2 separate regions of the Homo sapiens genome follow, and region 1 is linked to region 2. The links are chromatin loops, found by intact Hi-C in ENCODE. Cell type or tissue: endothelial cell of umbilical vein. All regions are shown on one strand. Links, peaks and the distances in the headings refer to the core of each region. The heading gives the core; the rest is flanking DNA. Region 1 overlaps CMTM8 (CKLF like MARVEL transmembrane domain containing 8). Region 2 overlaps CMTM7 (CKLF like MARVEL transmembrane domain containing 7).

Region 1 (5,377 bases), core at 254-5,253, 58 kb before region 2:
TGTCGCCAGGCTGGAATGCAGTGGTGCAATCTTGGCTCACTGCAACCTCCGCCTCCCAGGTTCAAATAATTCTCCTGCCTTAGCCTCCTGAGTAGCTAGGACTACAGGTGTGTGCCACCACGCCCAGCTAATTTTTGTATTTTTAGCAGAGACGGGGTTTCACCATGTTGGTTGGGATGGTCTCGATCTCTTGACCTTGTGATCTGCCCGCCTCGGCCTCCTAAAGTGCTGGGATTACAGGTGTAAGCCACCGTGCCCGGCCTGGCCTTTTACAGTAAAAGCATGCCAACCTCTGCTCTTGAGGTTCCTCAGCACCCTTAGCCCAGTAGTTCTAATTACAGGCATGGGACACCTCCCATTCCTTTCTTTCACTGACTGAGTACCCTAGGGCCACTACTGTTAAGAAACCAACTCTGCTAAGCATTAAATCATGTTCTCTGGAAGAAAAAACATGAGACTGATATCACTGCTTTTACCTCTATCTTTGCCGATCACAAAACACCTTAAGACCCTGCAGCAACCTAGGTGGTGCTGTACCCATCTTGTGAAGGTACAAACCAAGGCTCAGGAAAATAGTTATGTCTGTGGTCACACAGCAAATTAGTGACAAACCCAGGTCTCCCAGGCTTTGCACCTAACACACTACCTATTGTATATAAGGCAAAATTGGATGGTACTTTGTATATTGGTCATCTAATTCTGTGTAACAAATTACCCCTAAATGTAATAGCCTAAAGCAGCAGAAGACATTTGTTATCACTCACGGTGTCTGTACATAAGGAATTCAGGATCAACGTGGCTGAGCAGTTCTGGCTCAGGTGTTTTCCTAAGGTTCCATCAGATGTCTGCCAGAGCTGCAGTCACTTAAAGTTTAACTGGGGCTGAAGAATCCACTTCCAAGGATTCAGCTTGGAGAATCAGCTTCACTCACGTGGCTGGCAAGTTGGTGCTGGCTATTGGTGGGAAACTTCATTTCTGTTCCATGTTGACCTCCCTGCAAGGCTGCTTGAGTGTCCTCACAATATGGATGCTATCTCCTTTTTATGACACAGCCTCCCAAGTCACATAGCATAATTTCTGCCACATTCTGTTCATCAAAAGCAAGTCAGTAAGTCCAGCTTACCTTCAAGAAGAGCATCAAAGAATTTGTGGGCATATCTTAAAGCCAGCCCAGTAGGTCAATTTCCATTCCATTGCCTGCTGGGAAAATCAGGGTCCTGTGGTGTTGTCACAGTGCCGGTCTTTAGTTGATCGTAGAACGTGAGACTAAAGTCCTAAGCAAGAATAAGGTAATTCACAAATTACTAGCAACATCTAGGCCTCAAGTTTTGTTCTGTTCTGGAATAGAGTACCCAAAGGAATCTTACACAGTTGGACTTCAGAAAAGGTCAGAGAGGACCGGAAGGAGATGCCCATCTTCATGCTGTGTTTGAAAACAGAAAGACGACCACATGGTTTGAAATCCTCCCAGGCAATCCAGACATGCTTCTGCTAAGGGCCAGCTCTCCATTCCCAATTAAAAACTATCTTTCTAGCCCAGAGGCCAAGTGCCTTGTTGGAGAAAGCAGCAAGGCCTGAAGCCCTTCGGTTGTGCTTGTTGATGCTCCACACAGTTCCCCTATAAAGTATTAAACATACTTCAGTAAGAACTCTGCAGGGGTAGGCCGGGCGCGGTGGCTCATGCCTGTAATCCCAGCACTTTGGGAGGCCGAGGCGGGCGGATCATGAGGTCAGGAGATCAAGACCATCCTGGCTAACACAGAGAAACCCCATCTCTACTAAAAATACAAAAAATTAGCCAGGTGATGTGGCTGGCGCCTGTAGTCCCAGCTACTCGGGAGGCTGAGGCAGGAGAATGGCGTGAACCCGGGAGGCAGAGCTTGCAGTCAGCCAAGATCGCACCACTGCACTCCAGCCTGGGCGACAGAGTGAGACTCCATCTCAAAAAATAAATAAATAAATAAAAAGAACTTTGCAGGGGTAGAAGGAGGAGGCTGTGAATTTGTGGATTAAATTTGCCCTTCCAAGTCTTTGTATTAATTCATCCTTATCTCAGCCAGCTGATTGCATTTCTTGTCAGATCTGTTTCCAGGCAACGTCTGGTACTAATGGGTGAGAGTCCAGTTTATTCTTCCATGCCCTGCCACCTCTGTGCAAGGCGTTGTAAGTGTAGGAACTCATCCAGACAGTAAACTCTGATCTCTCGCCATTCAACAGGGTCCGGTTGTATCACCTTAGTCTTCATAAGCAGTGTTTGGATACCCTCTAGTGGATAAGTGAAGATGGTCGCCATGCTTGCTAAACAGAAGGGCTCCGAACCTGGGATGAGAGTGGAGGTGACTGGCTTGAAGAGCCCCTGTGACTCTGGAAAGCAAATGTAGGGAGAGGTCAGCTTGAGGATAATGTAACTCCTTGATGCTCCAGGAAAGAGGTATACTCTTCCGTTGTATAATCTTCTCTGGCTTGATATATTTAATAACCTGATTTGGAAAACAGGTAACAAAAACATCAGTACACATATATGTGCATGTGTGTATATTTCCTAGTGCAGAGAGTGTGTGTGGTTGTAAACAGGAATTGGCAAACTTTTTCTATAAAGGGCCAGATAGTAAATATTTCAGGCTATGTAGCCAGGAGGCCACATATTCTGTTGTAGTGTGAAAACAGCCATAGATAATACATTCATGAATAAGCATGGCTGTGTTCATTGACTATACAAAACAGACAGTGAGCCGCATGTGGCCCTGGGCCAAAGTTTGCCAACCCCTGGTGAAAAAGAAAGAACTGAATTGTGTTTGTCTCTTGCACTAGATGGCGAATTCCTCCTGTGCAGGGACCCAAGCCTCATTCACCTTTGTACCCTGGGCACTCAGTATTGTGCCTACCATGTGGCAGGTGCCCATAGCCTATTTACTGACTCAATATGGCTCCTGTGTCAAACTCTGTAATATATCACCTTTCTTGCAAGATTTCTTGGAATTCATTGAATTAAGAGCAGCATGCTCTCTAACTTAGATGTTTAAGCCATCAGAGCAAATAGGATTAGTTGCCATCCTGTTTTCCATGTACTTGTCCTTCACCAAGATGCCATGTGAAAGACCAGCACTTCAAAAGGCCTTGTCGTGATCAGCCCTGTTCAGCCTGAAGATGGCACTACCTAGTGGCCCAACAGTGGTGGGCAGCTGCCGGGCATCTTGTTTTGCAGACGTGACAGTGGATTTGCATAGAGGCTTCTGTTGCCTTTACTAGAATCTCCATATGCCCAGAACCTTGCACGTGAGAAGGGACTGGCTGGTGGCATTCCAGGTAATGTCCTATCCCTAAGAACACGGCAGGAGCCAGCTTCTCTGTCTCAAACACCAGCCTATTCCTCTAAGGCAGGCTTATGGTCTGCCAAACTGCTCTTTTTTTTAAGGTATTAATCACAATAGCAACTATCCTTTGTAGAGTATATTGTCTTATGTGGATTTTAGAAAATATGTATTATCTCTATTTATTGATGAAGAAACTGAGGCACAGAAGAGTTAAATTACTTACGGCATGATGTTGATGTGTAGTACAGTTTAAAAACTTGAGGCCAGGTGTGGTGGCTCACACCTGTAATCCCAGCACTTTGGGAGGCCGAGGCAGGTGGATCACCTGAGGTCAGGAGTTCAAGACCAGCCTGGCCAACATGGCGAAACCCCCTCTCTAATAAAAATTTAAAAATCAGCCAGGTGTGGTGTCATGTGCTTTTGATCCCAGCTACTCTGGAGGCTGAAGCAGAAGAATCACTTGAACCCAGGGGTCGGAGGTTGCAGTGAGCCAAGGTTGCCGCTGCACTCTAGCCTGGGCGACAGAGCAAGACTCTGTCTCAAAAAAAATAAATAAACTTGGACTAAGTTTTTTAACTCACTGTGCCTTGGTTTTCCTATCTATAAAATCATCATGATAAAACCTATTTTAAGGCTGGGCATGGTGGCTCACGCCTGTAATCCCAGCACTTTGGGAGGCTGAGGTGGGCGGATCACCTGAGGTCAGGAGTTTGAGACCAGCCTGGCCAACATGGGGAAACCCCGTCTCTACTAAAAACATAAAAATTAGCTGGGCGTGGTGGCATGCGCTTGTAATCCCAGCTACTCAGGAGGCTGAGGCAGGAGAATCGCTTGAACCCAGGAGGCGGAGGTTGCAGTGAGCCAAGATCGCACCACTGCAGTCCAGCGTAGGCAACAGAATGAGACTCCATCTCAAAAAAACCCAAAAAACAAAAACCTATTTTAGGGGGCTAGCTGTGTGGGTCAAATGAGGTAAGGTACAAGAAGTGTTTCCTTATTCCATAGTAGATATTATACTGTTACCAGGGGCTTGGGTACATAGGTCCTCGATAAATATTGGTTGAATAGATGAAAGCAATTTGCCTAGTCACACAGGTGGTAAGAATTCAAAGCCCAGCTCTTCCTACCAGGCCAGATGGCCTTGATTATACCATTTAACCAAACAGGAACAGGGGCATGCTAACCATGGTATTGAGGTGGACCGTGTGGCATTCAGGTGTCCACACAGGGCAGGGAAGACAGAGCTTCAGGGTTACACATTCACAGTTCACTTAGCCTGACATCGTGTTGGCATTATTACTCATGAGAGAGCTCTCAAGCTCAGTCCATACATGCAGGGAGCTGGAAGTAGACTTCTTGGCTCCACACAAGTGTAAAAAGCTTCAGTTACAGAGAAAAGTAGGTTTTTTACCTGAGAAAGAGGAGAGCTGTTTCTCCTAAGAGCCATTGTAAACCCTGGCAATAATATTAGCATAGTAGTAATAATTGACACAGCACCTCGCAAGCACTCTTGTGCATACATTGATTAACTCATTTTGTCCTCCCACACCCTAGGAGGGAAGCCTCTGTATCCCCATTTTACAGTTGAGGAAACTGAAGCTCAGGTTAGTAACTTGCCCAAGGGCTAATGGAATTCAGGTAGACTGACTCCACAGTAAGGATTTTCCCCACTAAGCAAACTCTGCCTCTCAGTCTGCTATTACCATGTGCGGTAGTGTCACCTCAGCGAGAGAGGAAGGAGAAGGAAGGAACAGGGAATCAAACAATGAAGACTATGGGATAAATAAAAGTAGCACCAGATTGGAAGATGCCGCTGAACGCTAGTTCTGCTTTGACCCCTGACTAGCTCCATGACCCTAGGCTGGTTGCTTCTGAATGTGTCCTGGACTTCTCTTCATTTGTAAGCATCTCTTCATCTGTGAAATGAGTTAATCAATCCAACACTAACATTCTCTGGCCTTCAAACCACTATGGGATAAGTCTTGCCTTTAAGAAAAGGTGCCATCCTTGGAGACTGCTGTCTGATGCCAGGCCTCCTTTGCAAGTGGATTTCCACCTGCAAA
Region 2 (5,377 bases), core at 264-5,263:
ATATGAAATGTCCAGAATAGGCAAATGCGTAGACACAAAAATAGATTAGTGGTTGCCTAGGTCAGGGAGCAGGGGTTGAAAGGAAATGGGACGTGACTGCTGTAAGGGGTATGGGGTTTCTTTAGGGGGTGATGAAAATGTTCAAAAAATTGGTGATGGTGCCAGGTGCGGTGGGTCATGCCTGTAATCCCAGCACTTTGGGAGGCTGAGGTGGGTGGATCACCTGAGGTCAGGAGTTCGAGACCAGCCTGGCCAATATGGTGAAGCCCTGTCTCTACTAAAAAATACAAAAATTAGCTGGATGTGGTGGCAGGTGCCTGTAATCCCAGCTACTGGGGAAGCTGAGGCAGGAGAATTGCTTGAATCCAGGAGGCAGAGGTTGCAGTGAGCTGAGATTGCGTGACTGTACTCTAACCTGGGTGACACAGCGAGACTCCGTCACAAAAACAACAACAACAACAACAAAATTGGTGATGGTGATGTTGCACAACTCTGTGAATATATTAAAAACCACCGAGATTTATACTTTAAATAAGTAACTGGTTGGTATGTAATTATGTAAGTAGACCTGTGGATGAGTGTGAGGGGGCAAGGTGCTCTGCATGCAGCCACTGGGTGTGGGGAGGCTACAGCTACACTTCAGGAAATCCCTGTGGTGTTCCCACCACATCCACTCCTAGAAGAAGGAGTGTCCCCTGCAGGAGTCACAAAAGCTGGGCTGAAAGGCATCCCCTGAGTGCCTGAAGGGTCTGAGCTGAAAGGGATGCCCTGGGGTCTGAAGGGGTCTAGATATCCTTGCTGTGGGATTAAGGAGACCCCAGGATGGGGCTTGTGGCCCTACCAACACGTCCTATCTATTTGTTCATTCAGCAGACATTTATAACTGCCACATTCATCTCCATTTGTGCAGAATCAGATGACTGTGACAAAGTTCTTGCCCTCAAGTAATCTGTGGTTCAGCTTGTCATGGGAAGAGGGGTCTTGTCCCAGACCCCAAGAGACAGTTCTTGGATCTCGTGCAGAAAAAACTTCAGGGCAAGTTGTAGAGTATAGTGAAGTCAAAGTAGTTTACTAGACGCCACTCAATTACAGAGTAGAGACTCTTCAGAAAGCAAGAGGAGGAACGCACCCATTGCAAATACAATGCTTGCTTATATAGGTTATTAAAAATAGTGTACTTTATTACAAAAGCTTGCGATCAGCTTGTGACAAGCTATTAATATTGTTACTTTCCTATGTGATTATTGATTTTAGCAAGAACTTATGAGTGTACCATTATTTTAAAAGCAGAACCTATTCTTAAACTAAGAATACTTTTTCTTCTTGAAGAACTGGGACATTTCCGTAAGTTCTGGGTCTTTATTTAGTTAGTTAATATTATTAACTCGGGCCGGGTGTGGTGGCTCACGCCTGTAATCCCAGCACTTTGGGAGGCTGAGGTGGGCGGATCACGAGGTCAGGAGATCGAGACCATCCTGGCTAACATGGTGAAACCCCATCTCTACTAAAAATACAAAATATTAGCCAGGCGTGGTGGCACACGCCTGTAGTCCCAGCTACTCGGGAGGCTGAGGCAGGGGAATCTCTTGAACCCGGGAGGCAGAGGTTGCGGTGAGCCGAGATCGCAGCATTGCACTCCAGCCTGGCAACAAAGTGAGACTCTGTCTCAAAAAAAAAAAAAAATTATTAACTCATTCCCTCAACCATAAACATCATGTGACCAAGACTGCCCAACCCCCTGGGAATGTAATCCAGCAGATTTGGCTTTCTCTCGGCCTTTATTCAAGATGGAGTCACTCTGGTTAGGATGCCTCTGACAAGCTGAGGGGATGAACAAGTACCAAAATTGGCTGCTCAGGAAGGTAAACGTTCTGATAGTTGCCCACCTTATGGAAGAGGATCAGAGGGCAAAGGTGATATTTAAATTGCATCTTGACAGATGAGTGTAAGTTTTCAGGTTGGGAGTGGCTCATTTACCCCTTTGGTGCCTTTATTCAATATATGTTTAAGTTAGAGATAAGTGGTATGTTAGGGTTGGGAAGGAAAAAGATGTAGCAAGAAATGAGCCAGAATTGGGGTAATTATCTTAATCTTCCCACCCCAGACATTTAGAAATGGGTGCCATCTTATCCACTGAGCATCTGCTATGCTGTTAATCTTACGCTATGTGAAATACAGCTATTAACAGGATAGACTCTTTCTGCCTGTGCAGAAAAACAGACTGTGACGTTTACATAACCATAACATGGACAGAGAATCAGAATGTATTTCACAAGCGGCAATGATGGAAATCTAAATATCTTCTGGGAGGTTCATTTATTTATTTGGCAAATATTTGTTGATCACCTACTGTGATCAGCTAACTAGTAGGTGATCACGACTGTGTGCTAGGGAACTGTGGAAAGAAGACAGATGAGCCCCTGCCTCTTTATACTCAAATAGAGAAAATAAACATTAATCAAAATGGTTATGAATATGTAATTACAAACAGGTTCGAAATTATGAAGGAGAAGTACTCAGTGGTATAGAGCATATACTAGGGAGTGTGACCTTTTGGGGATTAGGAAGGGTGTTTCTGAGGAAGGGACATCTGATGTGAGCATGAGGAAATTGCATCACAAGCAGAAGAAAGAGCGTTGGCCGGCGCAGTGGCTCATGCCTGTAATCTCAGCAGTTTGGGAGGCCGAGGCGGGCGGATGGCTTGAGCCCAGGAGTTTGAGACCATCCTGGGCAACATGGTGAAACCCGGTCTCTACAAAAAAATACAAAAATTAGATGGGTGTGGTAGCACGTGCCTGTAGTCCCAGCTACTCGGGAGGTTGAGATGGGAGGATCTCTTGGAGGTCTAGGCTGCAGTGAGTGGTGATCGCCACGGCACTCCATACAGCCTAGGTGACAGAACAAGACCCTGTCCTCCCATCCCCCCAAAAAGAAAAGAAAGAGCACGGACCCTGGCTGTTAGTGGAGGGAGGAGTATCTCTAGGGCTGGAGGGGAGAGAACAGGGTGGGAGTATTGGGGATGAGACTGGAGGTATGCAGGGACCAGACTCCAGGGTCTGCCAAATCTTGGTGAATATATAGTCCTTAGTCTAAGAAAAATCAGCAAAGCATCATATCAACTCACCATTCATGAGGTGACTCTTAACTAGGGGCTGTACCGCCCCCTAGGGGTTATTTTGGAATTTTATGGAACCTTTTGTTTTTTTTTTTTTTTGGTTGTCACAGGGATTAGGGTTATATTACATATACATCTTATTCATTTCAGAATAGTAATGCAAACTGGAATTTTGACAGTGCAATTTTGACAGTGCAAAATACTTTATATCCTAAAAGGATGTTTTGTCTGAAATAAGATTGAAGGAGCCTTCCCAGACTGGGTGCTGGGGGGAGTACACTAAGGTTTCTTGGCAGGAGAGCGGGTCCTGGAGACCCTCTAAGAGGCCTGGGCAATTCCAGGCTTCACTTTGAGAATTCACAGGTTAGGTGCCAAGTGGAATTCAGCTGTGGGGGATGTCAGCCTCTGGTCTAGCTGTGAATAGACCTGTTAGCACAGAATAGCCCAGCATCATCCAGAAGGGCCCATCCCTTTATGTTCTGCTTTAGATGTGTATGGCGGAGGGCGAGGAGGGGGTCTAGTTTGGTTCCCAAGTGCAGTCTGCACACCCATGTCCTACTTCCTGGAAGTTGGAGAGTAAAAAGCAGCAAAGAACCTCACTGCCAAGATTCTTTGACCTCAGCCCATTCCTGACAAGAAACTACTGTCAGTGACCAAACAAATGCAAAAATAAAATATAATAAAATAAGTTATTGGCTTTATTCCTAACAAAAGTAATACTTGTTCATTGTGGAAACTTTGGGGAGCACAAGAAGAAAATAGACTCACCCACTCCCTCTTCCCCAAGATTAAAAAGTAAAACTAAAGTATTTTATAGTAGATACACATAATTTTGGTGGTGGTTTGTTTTTCTTTTTTAATTGAGACAGAGTCTCAGTTGCCCAGGTTGGAGTGCAGTGGTGCGGTTTCAGCTCACTGCAACCTCTGCCTCCCAGGACCAAGCGATTTTCCTGCCTTAGCCTCCCAAGTAGCTGGGATTACAGCCATGTGCCACCACACCCGGCTAATTTTTGTATTTTTAGTAGAGACGGGGTTTCTCCATGTTGGCCAGGCTGGTCTCAAACCCCTGACCTCAGGTGATCCACCTGCCTTGGCCTCGCAAAGTGCTAGGATTACAGGCGGGAGCCACCTTGCCCGGCTGGTGGTGTTTTTCTTTAAACAAAACTAGGATGATTCTATACATATTTTGTAAATGCTTTTCTTTTTTTTTCTTCTTCTTCTTTTTTTTTTTTTTTTGAGGTGGAGTCTCACTCTGTTGCCCAGGCTGGAGTGCAGTGGCGCGGGCTCACTGCAACCTCCACCTCCCGGGTTCAAGTGATTCCCCTGCCTTAGCCTCCCGAGTAGCTGGGACTACAGATATGTGCCACCATGCCCAGCTAATTATTGTATTTTTAGTAGAGACGGGGTTTCACCGTGTTAGCCAGGATGGTCTTAATCTCCTGACTTCGTGATCCACCTGCCTCGGCCTCCCAAAGTGCTGGGATTACAGGTGTGACCCACCATGCCTGGCTGTAAATGCTTTTCTTGCTGTTTGTTTAGTATGTGGTGCATTTTGTTCGTCTGCAGTTTGGTTTCTAACAGTGCTGTCATAGCCAGTCATGGAGGTACCCTGGTTGTGTGTACCATGGTACACTGTGGCTCTGGGAGCTTCCAGTTCTACCTGCATACAAAGGAGGCTGTGATGAACCTCCATGTAGAGAATCCTGGTGTACAAATCTGTAAATACTTCTTCAGGATAATTGGCACTGACCTTTTCCAGAGAGAGAAATGAAGTGTCTCTTGCCCTTCTTAGGTGGCTGGCATAAAACAATTCTCTAGACTTTTTAACATCTAGAAATTAATGAGTGCCCCTTTATCATCCAAGAGTTTCAAGGAGCCAAGTGTGATAGTAATAGTATTTAAGCTGTAATCATATTTTTGGTGTCTGATGATTTAGAAAAGGAACAGTGACAGACAGACTAGAAAATTCAAAAATGCTTTTAAATGCTCTTGTATTTAAGTGATGGCCACAGTATCTGCATATATTTGAAGAATGGAAGTTCCACTCTTGCGGAAGGCCTTACCTATTCAGGCTGCAGAGCTTAAGGCTTTTGTAATCACCGGCAAGAATTCCCATCCAGGACACCTCAAATAACCACTTACAGCCCGACTGGGAATCACTGGCCCGAGTGAGGCGATAGGGATGGAAATACCAGCCCAAAGTCCTCCAGGCTGCAGGCAGCCAGGGCGTAAGTGGGTAGAGGAGGGGTTCGGGGTCGGTGT

Evidence for each region. Peaks named below come from ENCODE experiments on the same cell type or tissue, not always from the same donor. Only the 100,000 strongest peaks of a DNase experiment are listed, where the experiment ranks them.
Region 1: it touches region 2 in a loop (4-fold over the local background); 7 of 110 quality-filtered maps call a loop at or near these places.

What each region holds. Positions count from the first base shown.
Region 1 is chr3:32,338,020-32,343,396 of GRCh38, forward strand. All of the region lies in intron 1 of CMTM8 (CKLF like MARVEL transmembrane domain containing 8), which reads left to right. Among named protein-coding and RNA genes, the nearest start is that of CMTM7, 51 kb to the right of the region's middle. In endothelial cell of umbilical vein, for the core only: a CTCF peak has its summit at 2,278 (motif pointing left); no DNase peak of the experiment used is centred there.
Region 2 is chr3:32,396,065-32,401,441 of GRCh38, forward strand. The region is part of intron 1 of CMTM7 (CKLF like MARVEL transmembrane domain containing 7); the gene reads left to right. Among named protein-coding and RNA genes, the nearest start is that of CMTM7, 6.9 kb to the left of the region's middle. RefSeq lists an enhancer at 4,917-5,377. In endothelial cell of umbilical vein, for the core only: a CTCF peak has its summit at 3,142 (motif pointing left); a DNase peak (open chromatin) is centred at 3,157; H3K27ac peaks cover 1,021 bases.